Regions from separate parts of the Homo sapiens genome. Here region 2 is linked to region 1. A link is an interaction called in ENCODE POLR2A ChIA-PET data of the cell type or tissue named here. Cell type or tissue: OCI-LY7. All regions are shown on one strand. Each heading gives the region's core, and the rest is flanking DNA. Links, peaks and the distances in the headings are about the cores only. Region 1 overlaps YY1-DT (YY1 divergent transcript). Region 2 has its middle 40 kb from the start of EVL.

What was found. ChIA-PET counts read pairs that join two places held together with the same protein. Peaks named below come from ENCODE experiments on the same cell type or tissue, not always from the same donor. Only the 100,000 strongest peaks of a DNase experiment are listed, where the experiment ranks them.
Region 2: POLR2A ChIA-PET joins it to region 1 with 13 read pairs; 3 of 35 experiments call an interaction of 5 or more read pairs at or near these places.

Annotation. Positions count from the first base shown.
Region 1 is chr14:100,208,171-100,220,221 of GRCh38, forward strand. The region is part of intron 1 of YY1-DT (YY1 divergent transcript); the gene reads right to left. Among named protein-coding and RNA genes, the nearest start is that of YY1-DT, 24 kb to the right of the region's middle. RefSeq lists enhancers at 5,573-6,073, 6,751-6,800, 9,740-10,241 and a silencer at 5,811-6,530. In OCI-LY7, for the core only: no CTCF peak of the experiment used is centred there; DNase peaks (open chromatin) are centred at 6,041 and 6,421; H3K4me3 peaks cover 1,810 bases; H3K27ac peaks cover 1,016 bases.
Region 2 is chr14:100,020,049-100,031,347 of GRCh38, forward strand. It overlaps a transcript of EVL not described here. Among named protein-coding and RNA genes, the nearest start is that of EVL, 40 kb to the right of the region's middle. In OCI-LY7, for the core only: a CTCF peak has its summit at 5,382 (motif pointing left); a DNase peak (open chromatin) is centred at 5,333.

The sequences.
Region 1 (12,051 bases), core at 2,427-10,426:
CCTCAGCCCTTGGGCGGTTGATGGGACCGGGCGCCCTGGAGCAGGGGACGGCGCTCGTCAGGGAGGCTCAGGCTGTGCAGGAGCCCCGGTGGGGAGCGGGTAGAGGGTCGGGGGAGGCTTAGGCATGGCGGGCTGCAGGTCCCGAGCCCTGCCCCGCGGGGAGGCAGCTAAGGCCCGGCAAGAAATCGAGCGGCCGGCACTGCTGGGGGACCCGGTGCGCCCTCCGCAGCTGCTGGCCCAGGTGCTAAGCCCCTCACTGCCTGCGCCGGCTGGCCGCTCCGAGTGTGGGGCCCGCCAAGCCCACGCCCACCCGGAACTCTATCTGGCCCGCAAGCGCGGCGTGCAGCCCCGGTTCCAGCCCATGCCTCTCCCTCCACACCTCCCGGCAAACCAAGGAAGCCGGCTCTGGCCTCGGCCAGCCCAGAGAAGGGCTCCCACGGTGCAGCGGTGGGCTGAAGGGCTCCTCAAGCCAAGGCCGAGGAGGAACCGAGAGCGAGCAAGGGCTGCCAGCACGCTGTCACCTCTCAGGATTATAGGTGCCTGTCACCATGCCTGGCTAATTTTTTTGTATTTTTAGTAGAGAAGGGGTTTTGCCATGTTGGCCAGGCTGGTCTTGAACTCCTCACCTCAGGTGATTCTCCTGCCTCGGCCTTCCAAAGTGTTGAGATTACAGGTGTGAGCCACCACACCCGGCCAAAACATATTATTTTTTAAGGAAATGGATGGATACTACTTTTGGTCCAGGCATTATGCCAGGCCTCCTACCAAGAGCCTGCTTCTCTCTCTTTTTTTTATTTTCTAAGAGGGAGTCTCACTCTGTCACCCAGGCTGGAGTGCAGTGGTGCAATCTAGGCTCACTGCAACCTCCGCCTCCCGGGTTCAAGTGATTCTCCTGCCTCAGCCTTCCAAGTAGTTGGGATTACAGGCGCCCACCACCACGCCCGGCTAATGTTTGTATTTTTAGTACAGATGGGGTTTCACCATGTTAGCTAGGCTGGTCTTGAACACCTGACCTCAGGTGATCCACCTGCCTCGGCCTCCCAAGGTGCTGGGATTACAGGCATGAGCCAGCATGCCCTGCCTTCTTTTTTCTTTTTTTGAGACGGTCTCATTCTGTCACTCAGACTTTAGTACCGTGGCGCAATTGTGGCTCACTGTAACCTCAAATTCCTGGGCTCAAGCATTCCTCCCACCTCAGCCTCCTAAGCTGGTGGACTACAGGTGTGCTCCACCATGCCCAACTAATTTAATGTCCTGTAGAGATGAAGTCTCACTATGTTGCCCAGGCTGGTCTCAAACTCCCGGTCTTAAGGGATCCTCTCACCCTGGCTCCCCAAATGCTTGGATTACAGGTGTGAGCCACTGCACTCAGCGAATGTGCTTGCTCTCTTTTAGTTACGTTTTTTTCCCTTTCAGTTGCTTTTCTATGGTTTTTAAGGAAAAAATGTATCAGCTGGATATGGTGGCTCCTGTATGGTGGCCAGGTATGTGGAGCCTGTCTATAAAAAATACAAAAATTAGGCGTGGTGGTGTGCGCCTGTGGTCCCAGTTACTCAGGAGGCTGAGGTGGGAGGGTTGCCTGAATCTGGGGAGTTGAAGGCTGAAGCCCACTGCACTCCAGCCTGGATGATGGATTGAGACTTTGTTACAAAAAGAAAAAAAAAGTATCAATTTGTGTCTTGTGTCATTCCAAAAGGAAGAGGCAGCTTCGGTAAAAATGAGTATAAAGTAAAATAAAGGTAGAGGAGTCAGGCAAAGGAGTATAGTTAATATGCAAAATTGCACGGCAGGCTGGGCTCGGGCGAGGCTCACGCCTGGAATCCCAGCACTTTGGGTGTCTGAGGTGGGTGAATCCCTGGAACACAGTTGTTTGAGACCAGCTTGGACGACATAGTAACCATGTCTCTAAAAACAAACAACAAAAGTACATGGCAGAAGGTCCTGCACAAATGCCAAGGGGGGAAGAGGCGAAATTCACATTTGACATCCTGCTTCCTGATGGCCAGTACAAAAGAGAAACAGGGTTAGATAGGGATCCTAAGGTTAAGAATCTTATTAATTACTTAGGAGGCTGAGGCAGGAGAATGGCGTGAACCTGGGAGGCGGACCTTGCAGTGAGCCGAGATTGCGCCACTGCACTCCAGCCTGGGCAACAGAGCAAGACTCCGTCTCAAAAAAAAAAAAAAAAAAAAAAAAAAGAATCTTATCAATTACTGAGAACTCAGGGAAACCTCTGCTGTGGGTCTCCATGAAGGGGCCTGTGTGAATGGAGAGGGTGTGCATTGTGATATTTGGATGTTTGGAAAATCCAGCTAATCTGGGGAGAGTCAACTTTGTATCCTAGTCCTGAATCTTTTTTTTTGAGATGGAGTCTCGGTGTGTTGCACAGGCTGGAGTGCAGTGGCGCAGTCTCGACTTACTGCAACCTCTACCTCTTCGGTTCAAGTGATTCTCCCACCTCAGCCTCTGGAGTAGCTGGGATTTGATTACAGGCATATGCCACCACACCCAGCTAATTTTTGTGTTTTCAGTAGAGATGGGGTTTCACCATGTTGGCCAGGCTGGTCTCGAACTCCTGACCTCAAGTGATTCGCCCACCTCGGCCTCCCAAAGTTAGTAGAGACAGGGTTTCACCATGTTAGCCAGGATGGTCTCGATCTCCTCACCTCATGATCCGCCTGCCTCAGCCTCCCAAAGTGCTGGGATTACAGGCTTGAGCCACTGTGCCTGACCTGGATCATTATTTTTTAAAAATCTTTATTGTCTTTTTTCTGATTATAAAGGTAATATATGCTCATTATCAAATTTTACAATAGTTTGGAAATATATAATACAGAATGTGAAAGTTCTCTGTCCAGCCTGGGCAGCATGGCAAGACCCCGTCTCTACAAAAAATACAAAAATTAGCTGGGTGTGGTGTGCACACCTGGACACCTGTAGTCCCAGCTACTAAGGAGGCTCAGGTGGGAGCATCACTTGAGCCCAGAAGTTGAGGCTGCAGCAATCCCTGATTGTGCTACTGCACTCCAGTCTGGGTGACAGAATGAGACCCTGTCAAAAAAGAAAGGAAAGGGAGAAGGAAGGAAGGGAGGGAGGGAAAAGTAAAAAGAAAATTCTGTTATTCCAGCTCAGATCTAAACGGATCATGTTTTTTGGATAAGTGAATAAACTTTTCTGCCTTCTTCATAAGATGTTGGGTGAATCCAATGAGATAAAAGGTCTGTACCCATTGGGTAGGTGGGTAGGTGTGGTTATTACCCAGGATCCCCATGCCGGGCTCAGGGGGCCTGTGCGAGCCTTTCTCCGCCATCCTCCACACAGTGCTAGAGTATCCAAAGGCCTCCGTGGCTCCCCCCGTACGCGCCCTCCTGCCCGCCAGCCCCAGGTGCCTCAGCCTGGTGCCTCAGGCTCTTCCCAGTGCCCCAGGCTCTTCCCAGTGTCCCAGGTGTCCTGCCCCAGCCCAGGTGTCCAGGCTCAGTTGTCATTCTTCCTCCAGCTCTGAGGCACCAGGCAGCCTCACTCCTCTACTCCCAATCCAGTCTCCACTTCTGTGTCCAGGTCGTGTCCTCTGCCTGGGGTGTCCTCCCTTCTCCCATCACTACCTTTCGCACCCGAGGTCTGGAGGCTCCCAGCCATGGACTGTGCTCCAGGATCCTCTCCGCAGGAAACCAGTTCACGGTTCTCTCAACTTTACCTGCATGGGTAGAAGAAACTTAACAACCACCTCCTGGTTTTGTGGCTGACTGGTTTCGTGTGCTGTACCGGAGGCTCCTAAGGGCCGAGCTCCCCAAGCTGAGCTCAGTTGTCCAAATGGGACTTGCAGGTTCACCCCTCGGGCCTTTGGACTACAGTGTCCTCCTACTCCCTTCCATCCTCTCCTGCATACAGGTAATTCCTACTGACCTTTAGGCCTCACCCAAGCAGCACCTCCTCCGTGAAGCCCTCCCAGCCTGCCCCAGTGGTCCTGCCCTCTCCTTCCCCCCTCCAACTCACACTCCTGGTGCCCCCACCATGCTGGGAGCATCGAGACAGTGGCTGCTTCTCAATCCCCTGCATCACCAAGTCTCCCTTGGCTGGGGTGACCACGGGTGCACAGGGTGAATGAAATCAGAAGTGTATTTGGTTTTTGTCTTAATGATGACTTAACCATTTTAAGAAGTGTTATCACTCAAAGTAGAGTTCCCTCCAGAGGGCATGGGCTTATTCTCACATGTGGCCAACTCTCCCATCACCTTGGCCTCTGCAGAGGCCCTTTGAGCTGATGTACCGGATAGCAGTGTGGCCAGGGCAGGCTGGATGGAATCCCTCATGCACCACTTGCCAGCTCCCAGACCAAGGGAGCCAGCCTTGACCTTTCCCAGGGCCAGGTTCCCCACTGGTGAAATGGGATCTTAGGACACGACCTGTGAGAAGGTATGCAAGACCCCCCTCAGGAGCCTGGTCGGAAGGGCTGGTGACACAGCCTTTGCTGTTGCCAGGGGAGGGTGCCCAAAGATGAGTCAGGCGGCTGCTGACTGCAAGATGCTTAGAAAACATGGTGGGCATGACCTTTTCCATCCATCCATCCATCCATCCATCCATCCATCCATCCATCCATCCAATAAACATGCGTTGAGCACCAGTATTGAAATGGGCCCTAGGGATGGAGCAGCCCCAGCCCAGGCCTTGCCTAGCTCAGCCCAGCAGGAGGCCAGGCCTGAACACAAACCCCTGAGATCAACACACAGGCTCTGTGTGGAGCTGGGAAGATACTAGACAGCAAGAGAAGAGAGGAAACCCCATGCTGGGGGTGGCATGGGGTAGGGTATTTTCAAGGAGACAGGAGGTTGGGGTGGCAGAGGGGGCAGGGGGATGGGAAGGCCCAGCAGAGGGAACAGCATGTGCAAAGGCCCAGAGTATGAAAACTGGCTCTGTGCTTCTCTTTAGGCAAACACCGGGGTCAGGGAGGCTCTTCCTCTCTGCCCCTCCCACTGAGCTCTTCACACCCCGTCACATGGGTGGGGGTTCTTAACCTGGGATCCACAGAGAGAGGGGAGGGGAAGGGAGGTCAGAGGATAGAAGCCAGGGGGCTTCTGAATTTGGGTTGAAGGAATGTATGCGATCTCATTTTCACCCACCTCTGATATTAAAATTCCCACAGTAGTAGGTGTTAGCTGTCCCTGTGACTTTGTCACCAAGAGAAACCCAGATATATTCATATCACATTTCAGCTGTTGCAGAAATCTCTAAATATCATTTATACTCACTGGTATTTCAAAATCATGGTGAATATTAGACTTGCAACTTTAGTCTTGTTATTTAATGTGTGAGTAAAATACATTATTACATGTGTGTTAAGAATTTTATTAACTGTTACTGTATTTCTTTTCTCTCTTTCCTTCTGCAAGTCTCACTCTGTCGCCTAGGCTGGAGTGAAGTGGCACCCATCTCGGCTCACTGCAGCCTTGACTTCCCAGGCTTAAGGGATCCTCCTGCCTCAGCTCCCGAGTAGCTGGGCCCTCAGATGTGCTCCACCACGCCCGGCTAATTAAAAAAAAAAGTTTTTGTAGAGACGGTCTCACTATGTTGGCCAGGCTGGTCTCCAACTCCTAGGCTCAAGCGATCCTCCCGCCTCGGCCTCCCAAATTGTTGGGAAAACCGGCGTGAGCCCCGCGACCAGCCAACTATTTACCATAGTAGCCTTCCTTCCTAATCTTGTTATTTTATTCATCTAAAAATATTTTGAGAGGGGCTTTGTAGGCTTCCCCAGGCTGCGTCAGGGTCGGGATCTAGAGCGAGGACCAGGCTGGGGCGAGGGCGCCGTGTTCTCAACTGCAGGGCCTGAAGCGGGGCGGGAGGGTAAGGGCGCACACTACCCAGGCAGGGACAGGGACCCCGCAGAGCCTGCCAAGGGGCAGCCACGCGGCCCACGGAGCCGGAGATGAGGGAGGAGCCTGGCCCGCGCCCGGCCCCCGCTCGGGTCGGTGTAGCCCAGCCCCAGCCTCCCAACTGCTGAGGATGAGAGCAGGGCCGCGGCCTTCGCCCGGCGCAGCGCCTGCGTTCCCGCCGCCCTTCCCAGTGCCGCGAGGAAGCTGCGGCAGGAAGAAGGGCGGAGGTGCCCCGGGCGCCTGAGACGCCCGGCAATGGCCCCGCTACTCTCGCCGCGCACACGCAAAGCCGCTTCCCAGGCAGTTGCGGCGTTCGGGGCCCGCTTCCTCTCGGGCCGGGCCTTCGCCGGCCGCCTGCCCGTACAGGTGTCCCCCGGCTCCGTGACTGCGACTCTCCCAGCGGAGAGGGTCTCCCAGGAAGCAGGGGCGAGGAGCCCTCGAAGGTCTCGGGCGGCAGCGGCTCTCGGCGCAGAGGGCGGAGGGTACGACCGCGACACAGGCGGGGCGGCAGCTAGCTCGCGAGGTGCACCCGGCACAGGCCCCGCCCCGCGCTTCCGGCTCTCAGGGCCCTCGTGCCCCGCCCCGCCCTCCTCCCCGGGGCCCCTCGTCCCCCGCGCCCGCCTAGCCCCGCCCCGGCTGTGCTGGATCCTCGACGCCCATCGCCAGGGGTGGAATCCCAGCCCCGCCTAACACAGGTGGAAAGAGGCGCAGAGAGGCCTAGTGACGAGCTGGGATCACAGGGAGTTGATGGCAGCGCCGGGAGAGCCCAGGCTCCGAACTCCCGGGCTGGGTTCTGCCCCTACAGCCCGAAAAGAAAGCAAGGGAGCCGGTGAGGGTGACACCCAGATAGGGGCGAGATGCACATTTCGTGTTCCCAAGGTGGTGTCTGTAGTAAGATAAGTGAAACTCGAGGCCCAAACGAGGACAGAGCTCAACACACATTCTATTTTTTCAAGAAGGCAGGGAGGCTCCGAGTCAACCTGCTGAGTCAAAATCCAGACCCCAAGCATTCCTAAGCCGGGCCAGCTTCAGCCTCAGTGCCCCACGCCTCGGTTTCCTTATCCGTAAATTAGCGTAGTGTGTAGCTTGTACTTACTCAGGTAGATAATTATACGCCTTTTTAAAGCGGAGAAGAGAAGAAATGCTCTCATCCATTAGCAGTGGGATTCTGGGTGATTAAAACTCGTTTTTCAGTGCTCACCTGTCGAGTGAAAGCTGTCTTATTTCCACTCACTGGAGAGCTCTGGAGACTGGAAGCTGTGAGTCTTGGTTACTGATGTATTCCAGCTCCATATGGTGCCTGGTGCTTCGTATGTTTTGTTGACCGAATAAGCAAGTAACTGGAAGCATATACCCATCCTCTCGGATCACTCACTTGGGTAGGGAGTGATTATAATTCTACCCCAGAGCGGTCTTGATCATACGTGGAAATTGGGAGCTATAGGAGACAGGGCCCTGCAGTTAAAGGGAAGGGCAGGCTTCCCGGAAGAAGTGGCCCTAGTGGCAGGAGGAGTCTGGATGGGCCACACGTGGGCGGAGGCTCCAGCACAGGAGGCCCAGGCGTGCCTCCAGTTCAGCAGGACACAGCAGAAGGGTAGGATAGGCAAGTGGTTTGGCCACAGGTGAGGGCCCTGAGTCTGACAGTAAATCTACATTTTATCAGGGGACAGTGGGGACCGGTGGAGAGAGCTGGGAACAGGAAGACTGGCTGGGGAGGAGGCCTGGGGCAGTGCTCCTTAGGGTGCCACTATGGTCCACCGGTGAGGTGGTCTGGTCTGGAAGGATGGGAGGTTCATGAAAGACCAAGTTAATCAGGAGTCGACCTTCCTGCAGAGCAAACTCCAGGCCCAGATGGCATCCTCCGTGAGTTTTAATATACATGTATGGAACAAAGAGTTCCGCTTTTATACAAACTCAGAACACAGAAAAAGAGGGGACTGCCCAACTGGTTCGGTGAGGCAATGATAACCTTGACACCAACACCTAATAAGGGAAATATGAAAAAGAAAAAGGACAGGGCAATCTCATTCATGAAAAATAGACACAAAAATCCTACACGAGTAACAAACTGAATCTGGCAGCTTCTAAAAAAGACAATACAACACAGTCAAGCCTGTTTCTCTCAGGAGCGCAGGGTCCGTCAGCATTGGAAAACTCAGCATCATCTATCACTTTAATGGAAAAAAGGAAAAGACATACCATCCTCTCTAGGCTCGTAGAGAAAACTAAAGATCCACTCATGAGAAAAACTCTTAGCAACCTAAGAATGGAAGGGACTTCCTTGCCCTGACAAAGGGTAGCTGTAAAACCCCATAACAAACATCGTAGATAGTGGAGGAACAATGATAGCTTTCCCTGTGAGAATGGAAACATGGCAACGATGCCCACTGTCACCACCTCCAGTAGGGTGCAAACTGTACGGGAAGTCCAGGCCAGGGAAGAAAGGCAAGGAAAAAGAAAAGGATATAAAGATCTGAAAGGAAAAAAACAAACTGTCATTATTTAGAGATGATATAAAAGCCAAAGAATCACAAGGTAAGTTACCATGAGAGTTTAGTGAGCTTGCTAGATATAAAAATCAATATACACAAACCCACTGCATTTTCATTTAAAAAATTTTTATTTATCTTTTGAGATGGGGTTTTGCTATGTTGCCCAGGCTGGAATGCAGCCTCCTGGGCCCAAGCAATACTCCCACCTCAGCCTTCTGAGTACCTGGGACTATAGGCACTCTCAGCTGCATTTTAAAATTCCAGCTGTAACAGTTAAAACATCCAGCAAGAAAAATCATTTATAGGCTGGGTGCGGTGGCTCACACTCCCAGCACTTTGGGAGGCCGAGGTGGGCAGATCATGAGGTCAGGAGATCAAGACCATCCTGGCTAACACGGTGAAACCCTGTCTCTACTAAAAAATACAAAAAAAGTTAGCCGGGCGTGGTGGCACACACCTGTAGCCCTAGCTACTCAGGAGGCTGAGGCAGGAGAATCGCTTGAACCCAGGAGACGGAAGTTGCAGTGAGCCGAGATTGTGCCACTGCACTCCAGCCTGGGCGACAGGGCGAGACTGTGTCTCAAAAAAGAAAAAAAAAAATTTATAATAATATCACAGACCTCTTAATAAAACAAGTACATACAGAGATCTCAGGAAAGAAATAAAATAAAACAATTTTTTTTTCTTTTTTGAAACAGTCTTGCTCTGTCACCCAGGCTGGAGTGCAATGGCACGATCTGGGCTCACTGCAACCTCTGCCTCCTGGGTTCAAGTAATTCTCCTGCCTCGGCCTCCCAAGTAGCTGGGATTACAGGCGCCCGCCATGACGCCCAGCCAATTTTTGTATTTTTGTAGAGACAGGATTTCACCATGTTGGCCAGGCTGGTCTCAAACTCCTGACCTCAAGTAATCTGCCTGCCTTGGCCTCCCAAAGTGCTGGGATTACAGGCACGAGCCACCGCACCTAGCCAAGAAAACAATTTTTTTAAAAGTACAAGATCTCTATGGAGAAAATCAGAAACCCTGATTGTGAGACAAAGGGGACATTGTAACTAGAGAGATATACCGCGTCCATGGATTAACATTAAAAGAAGTCCACTTTCTCCATGTGATTTATAAGATCCATGCAATCCCAATTAAAACCCCAATGGTGCAAAGCAATAAAGAAATGCAAGGCTGTATCACATCACAAAACTGCACTAGGACCTGTAGGGAGAAGGAACGGTCATGGTCAGGCTGGGGCACAGCCTCTGGGATGCTGGCTGTGTTTATATCTTTACCTGGGTGCTGGTTCATGATACAATTATTCTCTAACTTCTTTGCACAGTTTTTGTATACACTTCTGTATGTATACCTTTCTCACCAAATTGAAAGCAAAGGAATAAAATGTAGAGACTATCAGAAAAAGGACAGCATTTAGTGACTCAATGTGAAAGCAAGAGGGGCTTGAGGAGTCAAAGATAACTGTGTAATAGAGGGCCATTTTATTTCTGGACTCAGAACTAAGGTTGAGTCTCCCCCGCTTGCCCATGCTTCCAGGAGCACACTCTCCTGACTTGATGCAGCCGGCAGGGCTCTGGCCACCAGCCTTAGTGCTTTGGAAACAGGTCCCCCCACTTCTGCCCTTCTCAGTGACTTATCTCTACCTCTTGCCTCGTGCACCCCAGCGCTGTTCTACTGGCCAGCCCGTGCCCCTTCTGCTTGCCAAGTGCCAACCTCTGAGCCCCATCCTGAACACCTGTTGCAGCCCAGCAAAGCCCCCTGTGCCAGCTTCGATGCCTCATTGGAACAGGAATGGCACTGGTCAACAGCACAGCACCTGCTCACAGAACCTGCTGGGCCTGGGCTAGAAGCCTGGCTTCAGTGCCCACCCGCTGCCACTCATGTCTGTTTGTATCAACCGCTGTTTTCCTAGCCCCGGCTGATTCTAGCAAGGCACAGGGTAAAAGAGAGGTGGCCCTGTCTGCTGGTGCTCACAAGCTTCTGGGCAAACTGATGATGGCCTGACTGATGGCGTCTTCAGTGAGCGAGGTCCTGCAGGACAGCACGTGGGAGGCCCTGCCTGGTCCTGCCGTGGCCTGCTCCACAGGCTTCAGTCTCCCCACCCTGGTCCTGGGCGCACCCAGTGAGCTCCTGTAAACTATTATAAAAGCCCACGTGGAAGCTGGCAGAAATGGGCCCTTTTTGTTGTGACTTTGTTTTTTTGAGACGGAGTCTCACTCTGTCGCCCAGGCTGGGGTGCAGTGGTGTGATCTTGGCTCACCGCAACCTCTGCCTTCTAGGTTCAAGCAATTCTCCCACCTCAGCCGCCCGGAGTAGCTGGGATTACAGGTGTGCGCCACTAAGCCCCAGCTAATTATTTTTGTATTTTTAGTAGAGATGGGGTTTTACCATGTTGGCCAGGCTGGTCATGAACTCCTGACCTCAAGTGATCTGTCCACCTTGGCCTCCCAAAGTGCTGGGATTACAGGCGTGAGCCACCACACCCAGCCCAGTTGTGACTTTTTAGGGCACTTTTCATACATACAAATCTATTTCAACCCAGAGGGGATGTACCCAAGGTCACACTGCATTGGTAGCATGGTGAGTAGAATTCGGGTCTCCTGATTTTTGGCCAGTGCTCACCCCTCCTCTGCTCTGTGCTTCCATAGCAACGTCCCAGTGCTCTTCATGGAAACACACTTAGGATATACCAGGAAGAAGGCACCAAGCTAAGTTTCTTTATATGTACCACCTAACTTCATTCTCACAATCACCTTGAAAGCCAGGCCTGCTTCTCTGCTGGGGCTCAGAGAGGTTAGGTCACTTGTCCAAGGTCACACAGCTAGTAAGAGTGAGGACTGAAGCAGGAGCAGTTCTGTGTTCTTTCTATTCATTTCCAGCTCGGACATCATTTCAGATGCAGTAACTGAAGCAAGGAATTTGAGCTGAAGGGGGCAGGTGCTGGGAAGACACAAGGGGCACCACTGTTGCCAGTTTGTTAAAATGTCAAAGCACCGCCAGATTCAGAGCTCTCACTCCCCCAAAGGTGAAGTCATCTCAGGCTCTAGGCACAGGGCCCAATGCTATGCAAGGCCATGAGCTAATACAAGCCCAGACTGCTGGGCCTTGTGTTCTCTTCTCCTTGTGGTATCAGTTTCCTTTTCTTCATACCTCTTTGTCCCAGTTAACTCCTGTGTTTTGCGAAGTCTAAGGTCATTTTAAAGGCAGACACAGGGCTGGGCATGATAGCTCACTCCTGTTATCCAAGCACTTTGGGAAGCCTAAGTGGGAGGATCCCTTGAGCCCAGGAGTTTGAGACTACCCTGGGCAATACAGCAGGATCCTGCCTTTTTTTTTTTCTTTTTTTTTTTTTTGAGATGGAGTCTCGCTCTGTCGCCCAGGCTGGTGCGATCTCTTGCAGTGGTGCAATCTCGGCTCACTGCAACCTCCACCTCCCGGGTTCAAGCAATTCTCCTGCTGGAGACTCTGGAGTAGCTGGGACTACAGGCGCCCACGACCATGCCCAGCTAATTGCTGTATTTTTAGTAGAGACAGGGTTTCACCATGTTGGCCAGGCTGGTCTCAAACTCCTGACCTTGTGATTCACCCACCTCGGCATCCCAAAGTGCTGGGATTACAGGCATGAGCCACCGTGTCCGGCCAGGATCCTGCCTCTTAAAAAAAAATGTATATGTATATTTTCAAATCAC
Region 2 (11,299 bases), core at 2,256-10,255, 190 kb before region 1:
ACTCATGCAGTCTACTGCTCTTTTTAAAAAATGCTGATTGTAGCAGTGAAGGTGAAAAATTCTACAAGTCTGTCTGCATAGTTGAGATTTGATTTTGGCTCTTCTTGTCTTCATTATTTTTAGTAGTAATCTCATCGCCGGTCTGTTTTCTGGAAAGTGCCCTGATAGTGTTTTGTTAACAGGGCTCTTTGCTTTCGTATGCTTTTCAGCTGCTGTAATTATTAGTGCTCCAAATTAGATCTTTTGTGAATCTTACTCCCTCTCTTCTCCAGGAATCTATCCCTGTATATAAATGTGGGAAGGGATGTTCCAATAGAAGGAGTTTCTAAGAAATGAAAATAAAGGAGGCGGAATGGGAGGGTCATCAGATTCTTCTTGTGCATATTTCCACCTCTCTGGAACATATGGAAGAGAGTGTGTGTGTGTGTGCACGCACACACACACACTTCCGACTTCTGAAAGCTTCTCATTTTTCAAATGCAATTTTTGTGCATTTTAGAACTGAGCATAAATTCCATATTGATGGGCAAAGAGTGATTGTGCGGGAACCTCAGTTCTACCTCTATGGGCCTTTTTTATTCCTCCAAATGTTGCTGCGGTAGACATTAAAACAATAAGAGAATAACCACCTTTCATTCTTCTAAGAGAAAACTACAGACCTGTTAGCCAGTCAAGGGAGTAGATAAGAGGATCATTAGATCTCCACAAAGAAAAGTCGGACCGTAAAGGTCGTCCCCTGCCCTTTTCAGTAAACTTGATACTTTGGATTCAGGAAGTTATCCTTTGTTTAGTCGTGTGTCTCTGCATTATTTCTAATGGCCTGGGTTTGCGACAAAGAAATTCTTTTTATGTGGCAGTGTGCTCTGGTGACATGGGCCCCTGCCCTTACAGAGTGACCAGAACTTTTATAATAGCCCCATTAGATGACTAACAAGAATTTATATAATGTCTGGCGTGTTACAGTAGATAGGCCCCTGGGTTCTAATGTCTGTTTCAGAAGTAGCTTTTGTGATCCTTGTGAGAGTTATGGAAGCGTTCTGTAATTTGTAGAAAGTAGCGCAATTGCGTAGTTCACGTTTTATTGTTAGCATTTACTCTAGATGAAGTACCCCTGTCTACCCTCTTGAACAGAGCTTGGAGCCTTTCATTACGTTTCATGGTTAGGGAAGAGGGTTATGTATGAACACATCCACTCGCATTGTGGTGGGCTTCTAATCTAAGGGTCAAGAGCTGGGTCTGATGAGGTGGGAGGGGGTTGAATTAAAGGCCATTGCACTGATTGAGAAAAGGGGGCTATCATTATGAAGGGTAGACCACAAAGGGGAGGGCTGTTACCTCTTGCTTCAAGCTTTTGCCTAAGCTGGCCCTGAAAAATTTTACTGGATGTGACTGCATTTTGTGACTGCTGCATGGTGTCAGACAAATGGCTTTCTTCTCTAGTCATGGAGTTTGTGTATGTGGGGGCCCCGTGATCATGGTGGGGCAACACAGGGACTCTAGAGGTACCTGGCTTTTTAGCTTAGTTCAGTGGGGTTCTCTAGCTTTAGCATGCAGCAGAATCCCTGGAAAGCTCATTAAAACTCAGATTGCTGGACCCCACTCCCAGAATTTCTCATTGAGTAGATCTGGGGCGAGGCCTAAGAATCTGTATTTCTAACAACTTCCCAGGTGAGTCTGATGCTGCAGATCTGGAGACCAGACTTAACAACCATTGGCTTAGGAAAAGCAGAAGATTACCTTCATGGAGATGGGAAGTTTGAGGCAAAGGCAGGGTGGAGGTACGGGTAAGAAAAATTGAGAGCAGACAGAAGCAGGTCAAGGACAGGTAGGTGAACCACCGGTCACTTGGGGAGGTTTTGCAGAGCAGTAAGATTATAAACCAAGTTCTCTGTTTCTTTGGGATGAGAATCAGAGAACTTGGTTTTATAATCTCGGTGCCGCTATGAACTAACTTGGTGGGCTTGGCAAGTCTCTTGATCTTTCTTAGTGTCAGCTGAAATGGGGAGAGTGATTCTCACCAAGAAACTCCATAACACTGTTAGAATTAAATGGGATAATATAAACTTTATGAATTACAGCAGTTCTTCCTACATGAATATAAAGGGGGAAGCACATCCTGGGGCCGGCTCCATCAGGTTATCCACACGTGCCTGTAGGCCTCGTTTGTGGACACGCTCCTCCACACATCCCCAGCCCTGAGAGCAGAAGGAAGGGCCACATTCTTGGTTTGTTTTTTTTTTTTTTTTGGAGACAGACTCACTCTCTGTCACCCGGGCTGGAGTGCAGTGGCACAATCTCAGCTCACTGCAACCTCTGCATCCTGGATTCAAGCAATCCTTCTGCCTCAGCCTCCCAAGTAGCTGTGATTACAGGCATGCACCACCACGCCCAGATAATTTTTTTGTATTTTTAGTAGAGACAGGGTTTCACCATGTTGGCCAGGCTGTTCTTGAACTCCTGACCTCATGTGATCTACCCACCTTGGCCCCCAGAAGTGCTGGGTTTACAGGCGTGAGCCACCACACCTGGCTGGCCACATTCGTTTTTAAAAGGAAGTCTGATTTTGACTCAGATGCATTTACTTATTGGACTATGAATTCCATGAGAGCAGAATTCATAAAAACAACAGAATCCTGCCTGTTTTTGTTTCCTTGGCACCTACAACTGCTTGACACACAGTAAGACCTTAATGAGCAGTTGGTACAGTGCATTTTAACCAGAACTTAAGGAAAAGCAAGCAAGCTATCCAGCTAGCTCGGCACAGTCCTGAGGTCGGTGCCATGGTGCCACGTGGGCTGTTTTGTGTGCTGGTTCAGGAGAACGTGTGGAAAAGCTGATAACTGATCTCCTGAGAAAAGCGTGGTGTCCTCAGCACACCCCACTTGCTGGAGTGCCAGAGAAGTCATCACGTTTCATTAAGGAATCCCTGCAGATGATCTCACTCCACTGAGCACTGATGGTTGTGATGATTTACTGCTGCCTGGGTCCCACGCCTAGAGAGTAATAGGAGCTTGAGAGGTTGGGCCAGTGTTTTACAGCTGCCTAGGGGATTTTTGTCTGCCATTGCCTACAAGACTATTGTTCTACCACCAGGCAAGCTGTTCTAGCTGGCTCTTGGGGTAGACACAGGTCACTTGTCCTTTTGCCCTTTTTTTTTTTTAATTTTTTTTTTTTGGAACACAGTCTCACTTTGTCACCTGGGTTGGCGTGCAGCGGCAGGATCTCAGCTCACTGCAACCTCCACATCCCAAGTTCAAGCAATTCTCCTGCCCTAGCCTCCTGAGCAGCTGGGATTACAAGTGCCCACCACCAAGCCCGGCTAATTTTTTTTTTTTTTTTTTTTTTTTTGAGATGGAGTTTCGCTCTTGTCTCGGGCTCCAGCAATTCTCCTGTCTCAGCCTCCCGAGTAGCTGGGATTACAGGCATATGCCACCATGCCTGACTAATTTTGTATTTTTAGTAGAGACAGGGTTTTTCCATGTTGGTCAGGCTGGTCTCGAACTCCTGACCTCAGGTGATCCCCCTGCCTCGGCCTCCCAAAGTGCTGGGATTACAGACATGAGCCACCGCACCTAGCCTAATTTTTGTAATTTTGTAGAGACGGGGTTCAACCATGTTGACCAGGCTGGTCTTGAACTCCTGACCTCAAGTAATCTGCCCACCTCAGCCTCCCAAAGTGCTGGGATTACAGGCATGAGCCACCGTACCCAGCCTCCTTTTGCCTTTTTTAAAAACTTTCTTAGACATCCTTCTACTGAACTGAAAGTTTTAAATAAACATTTGCCTGTTTCTACACACCACAGAGACTGTCTTGAGCATTTTGTGAAATACCATGTAGTTTTCCTTCTACCTCTGGACCCAGAACAGTGCCTACATTTCCTTACCACCCCAGAATGAAGAGTTTTAAATGTGACTTTTTCCCCCATAATCCGTCAAGCAAGAATGGAGCCCAAATCAGAGACTTCTGTTTCTCAGAACTCCTGGTATTTGACTTATTCCGATTTATTTCCGGGAGGAATGTAGTGTACCAAGATCTGAAATCCACAATTGCTATTTGTTAGTCACGTGAAAATGGAAGTTACTATTTTGAGTCTGTTTTATTTTTAAACAAAAACATCATGGAAGGGTTTGAAGTTCAAACTCTAACCAACTTTCTTTATTAATTCAAATTTATATCTACTCTTGGGAAATGTGATGGTTTTTCTTGCCCTTTCACTGGAATATTGAAACAAGTCAAAATGAGTAGTATTGGGGAAGACTTGAAGATGGCAAGGCTAAAGAACCATCCAAGTGTCAAGAGCCCAAGCCAGCTTGGTCTCTCTCATTTTCCAGGCTCCTGTAGTACCTTGAAGAAACAGATGTTTAGTACATTGATCTGAGCTGAGGAAATAAGTCTCAGATGAACAGGAGGTAGAGACTGGGCCAGGCAGGGAAGGGGAAGGAAAAGAACCTTGATCATTGAATACCTGCTGTGTGCCAATCACTGCTGATTGCTTTGCCCAAGGTAACTTTAACTCACATAAATGAAATGGACTCTCTCCTCCATACCACTCTAGCCACGTGGGCCTTGTGCTCCTCCTCTAGACCTCTTCACTGGTTGTATCTCTGCCTGGATTGCCCTGCCCCCAGGCAGCCATGTGGCTTGCTGGAGATGAAAACACAGTCCACATCAGAACTTGTCCTAAACTCTGGGCCCATATATCCATCTGCTTGTTTGATGTCACTACTGGAAGCCTAATTAGGCATCTCAAACATGTCTAACACGGTTCTCCAGCTCTTTCCTGTCCTTTCTTCAGTCTTCCGCAGCCCAGTCAGCGGCAGCTCCGCAACTCCTTCCTTCTAGTTGTTCAGTCATTCTTGACCCCTTTCTCCTACTCTCCACATCTCGTCTCTCATCCATCAAGCAGTCCTACCAGCTCTGTCTCAGAATATACACCAAATCCAACCACTTCCTACTGGCTCTACTACCACCAGCCTTGTCCAAATGCCAGCATCTGAATTGCTGCAGTAGCATTGTAACTGCCCTCCAAGCTTTCTGCCCTGTTCTCTAGTCTCAATTTTTCACCCATTTTCCTTTTTAAGATAAGAAGTCAAATCATGTCACTCCTGTTCTCAAACCACCCACCTCCCCTCCCAGTAACTTCCCACTTCACTGAGAGTGAGAGCACAAGCTCCTTTAATGGCTTACCAGGCCTGCTCAGCCTGGCCCTCTTATCAGATTCCATCTCTAACAGCACCCTGTCTCCTCCACACCACTCTAGCCTTACCAGCTTGTGCTGTTCCTTGAACACACCAGGCTGCCTCCTCCTTGAGGCCTGTGCACTGACAGTCTCTGCCTGGATTGCTCTGCCCCCAGGTGGCCACGTGGCTTATGCCCTGGTCTCTTCCAGGTCTCTACTCAGATGTTACCCTGACCTGTCTTTTTAATATCCCTCTCCCCACAATGGGCACTCCCTTTCTTTTTACTCTGCTTTATTTTTTGCCAGATCACATATCACCATCTATATACTGTAGCTTTAAATTTTATATTTGTTATTGTTTACCTCCCTTAGCAGAACCTAAGTGCCACAAGGATAGGTTTTTAAAAATACACAGTTGGCGGGGCGTGGTGGCTCACGCCTGTAACCCCAGCACTTTGGGAGGCAGAGGCGGGTGGGTTACCTGAGGTCAAGAGTTCAAGACCAGCCTGACCAACATGGAGAAACCCCTACTAAAATACAAAATACAAAAATACAAAATTAGCCAGGCATAGTGGCGCATGCCTGTAATCCTAGCTACTCGGGAGGCTGAGGCAGGAGAATCGCTTGAACCTGGGATGCAGAGGTTACGGTGAGCCGAGATCGGGCCACTGCATTTCAGCCTGAGCAATAACAGTGACACTCTGTCTCCAAAAACAAACAAACAAACAAAACACAGCTGTGGTGGGGCACAGTGGCTCACGCTTGTAATCCTAGCATTTTGGGAGGCTGAGGCGGATAGATTGCTTGAGCCCAGGAGCCCCAGATCAGCCTGGGTAACATGGCGAAACCCCACGTCTACAAAAAGTACAAAAATTAGCCGGGCATGGTGACACATGCCTGTGGTCCCAGCTGCTTGGGAGGCTGAGGTGAGAGGATCATCTGAGCTCAGGAAGTCAAGGCTGCAGTGAGCCAAGATCATGCCACTGCACTCCAGTGTCTCAGGAAAAAAAAAAACAAAAAAAAAACACAACACTGTTGTGTCCATAGTGCCTTGCATACAGTAGGTATCTAATAAATATTTGTTAAATGAATGAAAGAAATGAGAACAGACACTCAGAGAGGTTAAGTAATTTGCTTAAAGTCACCCAGCTGTTAAGGGAATCAGTCAGTTTCAGTTCAGTCCCTCTTTCCCAGATACTATGTGCCTGAAATGCCATCCTATAAATTGACCCTGTGTCTTAACCATCAGCCCAACCTTTCAGTCTTTCCTGTGGGCTCAGAGCTTGTCGTGGTGCCTGGCACGTGCTCCACAGATGTAGGAAAAGTAGGGAACTTCTAGAAAAGGAGCAGAGGGCTTGGGGTAGAATGACCTACCCTCCTCCCAGTTCCCACGGCTCTTCCATCCCATCTCTGTGTAGTGCTTACTACTGTGTAGTTGTATGATTATTAGTTTCTCTCACATCTTCTTCTCTACCAAAGCATGAGCTCCTTGAGGTCAGAGAGAAGGTCGTCATCTTGTATCCCTACCAACTACTGCTGACAGCATACTCTCAGCTCTGGGACGTATTATTAAATGTCTGATAATGAAAATACTTTGAATTAAGTAAGTCACAGTCCCTAACTGTGGGAGCTATGATCCCTCTCTGTCTTGGATCCCCGGGGCCTGTTGGAATCTACAACCATGTGGATCTTTGATAGATGATGGTGGGAGCACTGGTTGGTGGAAGAATGCAGAGGGCAGACAGACCAGGGAGAGAGAATAGAGCAGGTAAGACAGGGATGGACAGACCTCATTGACTTGACAGTTTCACCTGGTGTCCATCTGACAAGCCAAAAGCAAGGTGTTATTTGGGGAAACAAATTATTTATTTATAAAAATTTTAATTATTATAGATACTAAGTATACCTATTTATGGGGTACATGTGATATTTTGATACAAGCATACAGTGTACAATGTGTAATGATCAAATCAGGGTAACTGGAATGCCCATCTCAAGCGTTTATCATTTCTTTGTGTTAGGAAAATTCCAATTACACTTTTTTAGTTATTTTGAAATGTACAATAAATTACTGTTAACTCTTGTTGCCCTATTGTACTACTGAACACTAAATCTTATTCCTTCTATCAAACTGTATTTCTGTACCCACTAATTATCCCTCTTTATTACCCTCTCCCCGTTACCCTTCCCACCTCTGATAACCATCATTCTACTCTCTATCTCCATGACTTCAATTTTTTTTTAGCTCCCATATATTAGTGAGAATATGTAGTATTCGTCTCTCTCGTGCCTGCCTCATTTCACTTAACGTAATGTCCTCCAGTTTCATCTAGGTTGCTGCAAATGACAGAATTTCATTTTTTCTTATGGCTGAATAATATTCTACTGTATATTTATACCACTTTTTTTTTAATCCATTCATCTGTTGTTGGACGCTTAGGTTGATTTGTATCTTTTTTTTGTTTAGACAGAGTCTTGCTCTGTTGCCCAGGCTGGAGTGCAGTGGCATGATCTCAGCTCACTGCAACCTCCACCTCCCAGGTTCATGCAGTTCTCGTGCCTCAGCCTCCCAAGTAGCTGGGATTACAGGCATGCGCCACTATGCCCAGCTAATTTTTGTATTTTTAGTAGAGGCAGGGTTCCCACATGTTGGCCAGGCTGGTCTCAAACTCCTGACCTCAAGTGATCCACCCTCATTGGCCTCCCAAAGTACTGGGATTACAGGCATGAGCCACCGCACCCAGACTCAATTCCTATCTGGACCGTTGTGACTAATGCTGCAGTAAGCTTGGGAGTAAAATCAGTCTCTTCAGTATACCAATTTCCTTTCTTTTGGATATATATTTGACAGTGAGATTTCTGGATCATATGGTAGTTCTACTTTTAGTTGTTTTTTTGTTTGTTTGTTTTTTTTTTTTTTTTTGAGGAACCTCCAAACTGTTTTGGAGTGTCCACAGTGGCTGTACTAATTTATATTCTCACCAGCAGTGTACAAGGGCCCCCCTTTCTCCACATCCTTGCCAGAGTCACTTATTGGCTGTCTTTTTGATAAAACTGTGTGAGATGCTGTTGTGGTTTTGATTTGCCTTTCCCAGATGATTAGTGATGTTGAGCATTTTTTCACATACCTCTTGGCCATTTATATGTCTTTTGAGAAATGTCTATTCAGATCTTTTGCCCATTTTTAAATCAGAATATATGTTTTCTTTGTATTGAGTTGTTTGAGTCCTTTATGCACTGGGAAGCAGATAATTTAGTTGTTAGGATGGCAAAGCAGATATACTTAAAAATAACAATCTATCGGCCGGGCGCGGTGGCTCACGCCTGTAATCCCAGCACTTTGGGAGGCTGAGGCGGGTGGATCATGAGGTCAAGAGATCAGCGCCATCCTGGTCAACATGGTGAAACCCCGTCTCTACTAAAAATACAAAAATCAGCGAGGCATGGTGACACGCACCTGTAGTCCCAGCTACTCGGGAGGCTGACGCAGGAGAATTGCTTGAACCCAGGAGGCGCAGGTTGCAGTGAGCCAAGTTCACGCCACTGCACTCCAGCCTGGCAACAGAGCGAGATTCCATCTCAAAAAAAATCTATTCTTCATTATTAAATAAGCGTGCAGTTGTTGAGTTTTACTCAAAGTGAGGCAGTGTTGTAGATCTAGAGTCCCAATATCTGGCTCCATTTCCTACAAAAGAAATGTAAGCTATGACTGTCACTTTATTTCTCTAGGCCTTAGTTACCTCACATATAGCAAAAGGACTATTTTGAGGATAATGTATAGGAAAGAAGTGTATAAATTATAAAACATTGCTGTATTGTTTGTATATTTTACATTTTGTAATCAGTGAAAGTTTAATCAGTTAATGTTTAACAGATTCAAATGCCGTGTTTTAAAACAGTTTCTGTTATCTCCCATTCCTCTTTGCTTAGTGTAATAGTAGTTGCTTATGCTAATAACAAAAGAAAACAAAGAGGAAGAATTTAGCTGGGCTTCCCAGAGGAGTGAGTCCTGGAACAGAATACCAACTTGGGTCTCTATGTCTCCTGCTGACTACTTAGGGTAGTTGCAAACATATCCTCAACTATGTTGGTTCTGAAAAGTCAGGCAATGGGTCATTTTGGAGGTAGGGATGTGGGAGGGCCCTTTTGATACTAGGATAACCATTCATTGAACAAATACTTCCAGAACATCTACTCAATATAAGCCACAGTAGAAAATGTAAATATGTGTAATCCTTAGTCCTGCCTCCAGGAACACTGTCCTCAAGAGGTGTGGAACAGACAGACCAAAAGCATGGAGTAGCAGGTAGCAAAGATAATACTAACATAGGAGATTGGGATAGATTCCATAGGGATACAGATAACGTGCTGTGGCCGGGAGGTGGACACAGTTTTGCTGTATAAAAGTTAAAAGAGATTTTCAGGAGGAAGCATCTGTGGGAGTGAGCCTTGGAGGGTATAGGATTGGGGTGGATGAAAATCAAGACAAGGGCTGTTAGTAGGTGTGCGGGAGCTGAGGTATAGGAACAGGGGGACAGTGTGCTCTTAGCCATGCTTTAGCTGATTGAGGGGAGAGTTTTTGCTGTCTTCTCAGGGTATAACCCAGGTCCATTTTGTCCTTTCCCTGTGACTGGTGACTTCTCTGCCCTGAAGTTGGCTACTCTGCAGAGATAAACATTTTCACCTCTGGGGAATAAGTAGTAGTGATGGGAAATCCTACTAGGTGTTTTGCCATGCTGCTAGCACCTTGACTTTTCTTATCACCTTGAGCAATTACTTAAGTTCTCTGTGCCTTGGTTGCCTTACCTGTAAAATGGGACTATTACCAATCTCTGACAGTTACTATGCTAATTAAATGAGATTACCTTTTTTTTTTTTTTTGAGGTGGAGTTTCGTTCTTGTTGCCCAGGCTGGGGTACAGTGGCGCAATCTCAGCTCACTGCAACCTCCGCCTCCTGGGTTCAGTAATTCACCTACCGCAGCCTCCCAAGTAGCTGGGATTACAGACATGTGCCACCACGCCCGGCTATTTTTTTTTTTCTTTTGTATTTTTAGTAGAGATAGAGTTTCTCCATGTTGGTCAGCCTGCTCTCAAACTCCCGACCTCAGGTGATCCGCCTGCCTCAGCCTCCCAAAGGGTTGGGATTATAGGCGTGAGCCACCGCGCCCGGCCGAGATTACCTCTATAAAGCATTTAGATACTCAATAAATTAATTCTTTTAATTTACTGTAAGCAGCAAAGCATTTTATAGACACTTATCCTGGATTAGAAATTGCATGGGAGCCAGGAAAAAGGCTGATACATTCTCCAGCTAGAGTACTTCTAGTCTTCCCCTCTCCCTGAGCGTTCAGACTCAGAATGCCAGAAATCAGTCCTTGGAAGATAATCATGTTTGCTACTGAAATGTTTATGACACAGTGAACGAAACATGGTGTGACTAATCAGCTGAGAGCTTGGATCTTGGCTTGGTTTGCATGCAAATTCCCTGGTCTGAGAGATTAATAAGTTCCTTGCAGTTGACAAACTGGGACTACAGTGTTTTCTGGCTAACTGTGATAATACAACCAGAGCCCACCACCAAGTGACCCCTGGTTCTCTGAGTCTGCAGTGCTTCTGTACTCAGGCCACAGCCCATTGCATTATTCATTGTTGTACGTTTCTCCGTGTCCTATTTCATTATCCTTGGAGCCTAGTGTGATCAGTAAGTGTCTGTTGAACTAACTAGGACTACACGGGACAACTATGACGTATGAGGTCTCTTCCGTGTAGGGAAGAGTGAATTACAAGTGAGAACTCAGTGAAGAGCACCCTTCCAACAATTGTAGCTATGATGTGATACATTCTGGGGTGGTTCTCCTGGACAGCAAGAGAATCAACTAAAGAGCTTTCAAGAGTGACTTTCAACTTGGGAAATCTATGTAATGTTTCTCAACTGGGAAGGCCCATTGCAATCTAAAGACAGGTGCCCAGGCCACTCCTCAAACCTCTTAAGTCCAAATATGTGCAGGTGAAACCCAGACATGTGCACTGTTTAAAGTTCCACTGATGATTCTGATGTACACACCTCGTTGGAGTTCACGGGAAGAACCTGAGCTTGGGAACCTGGAAACCCTAGGTT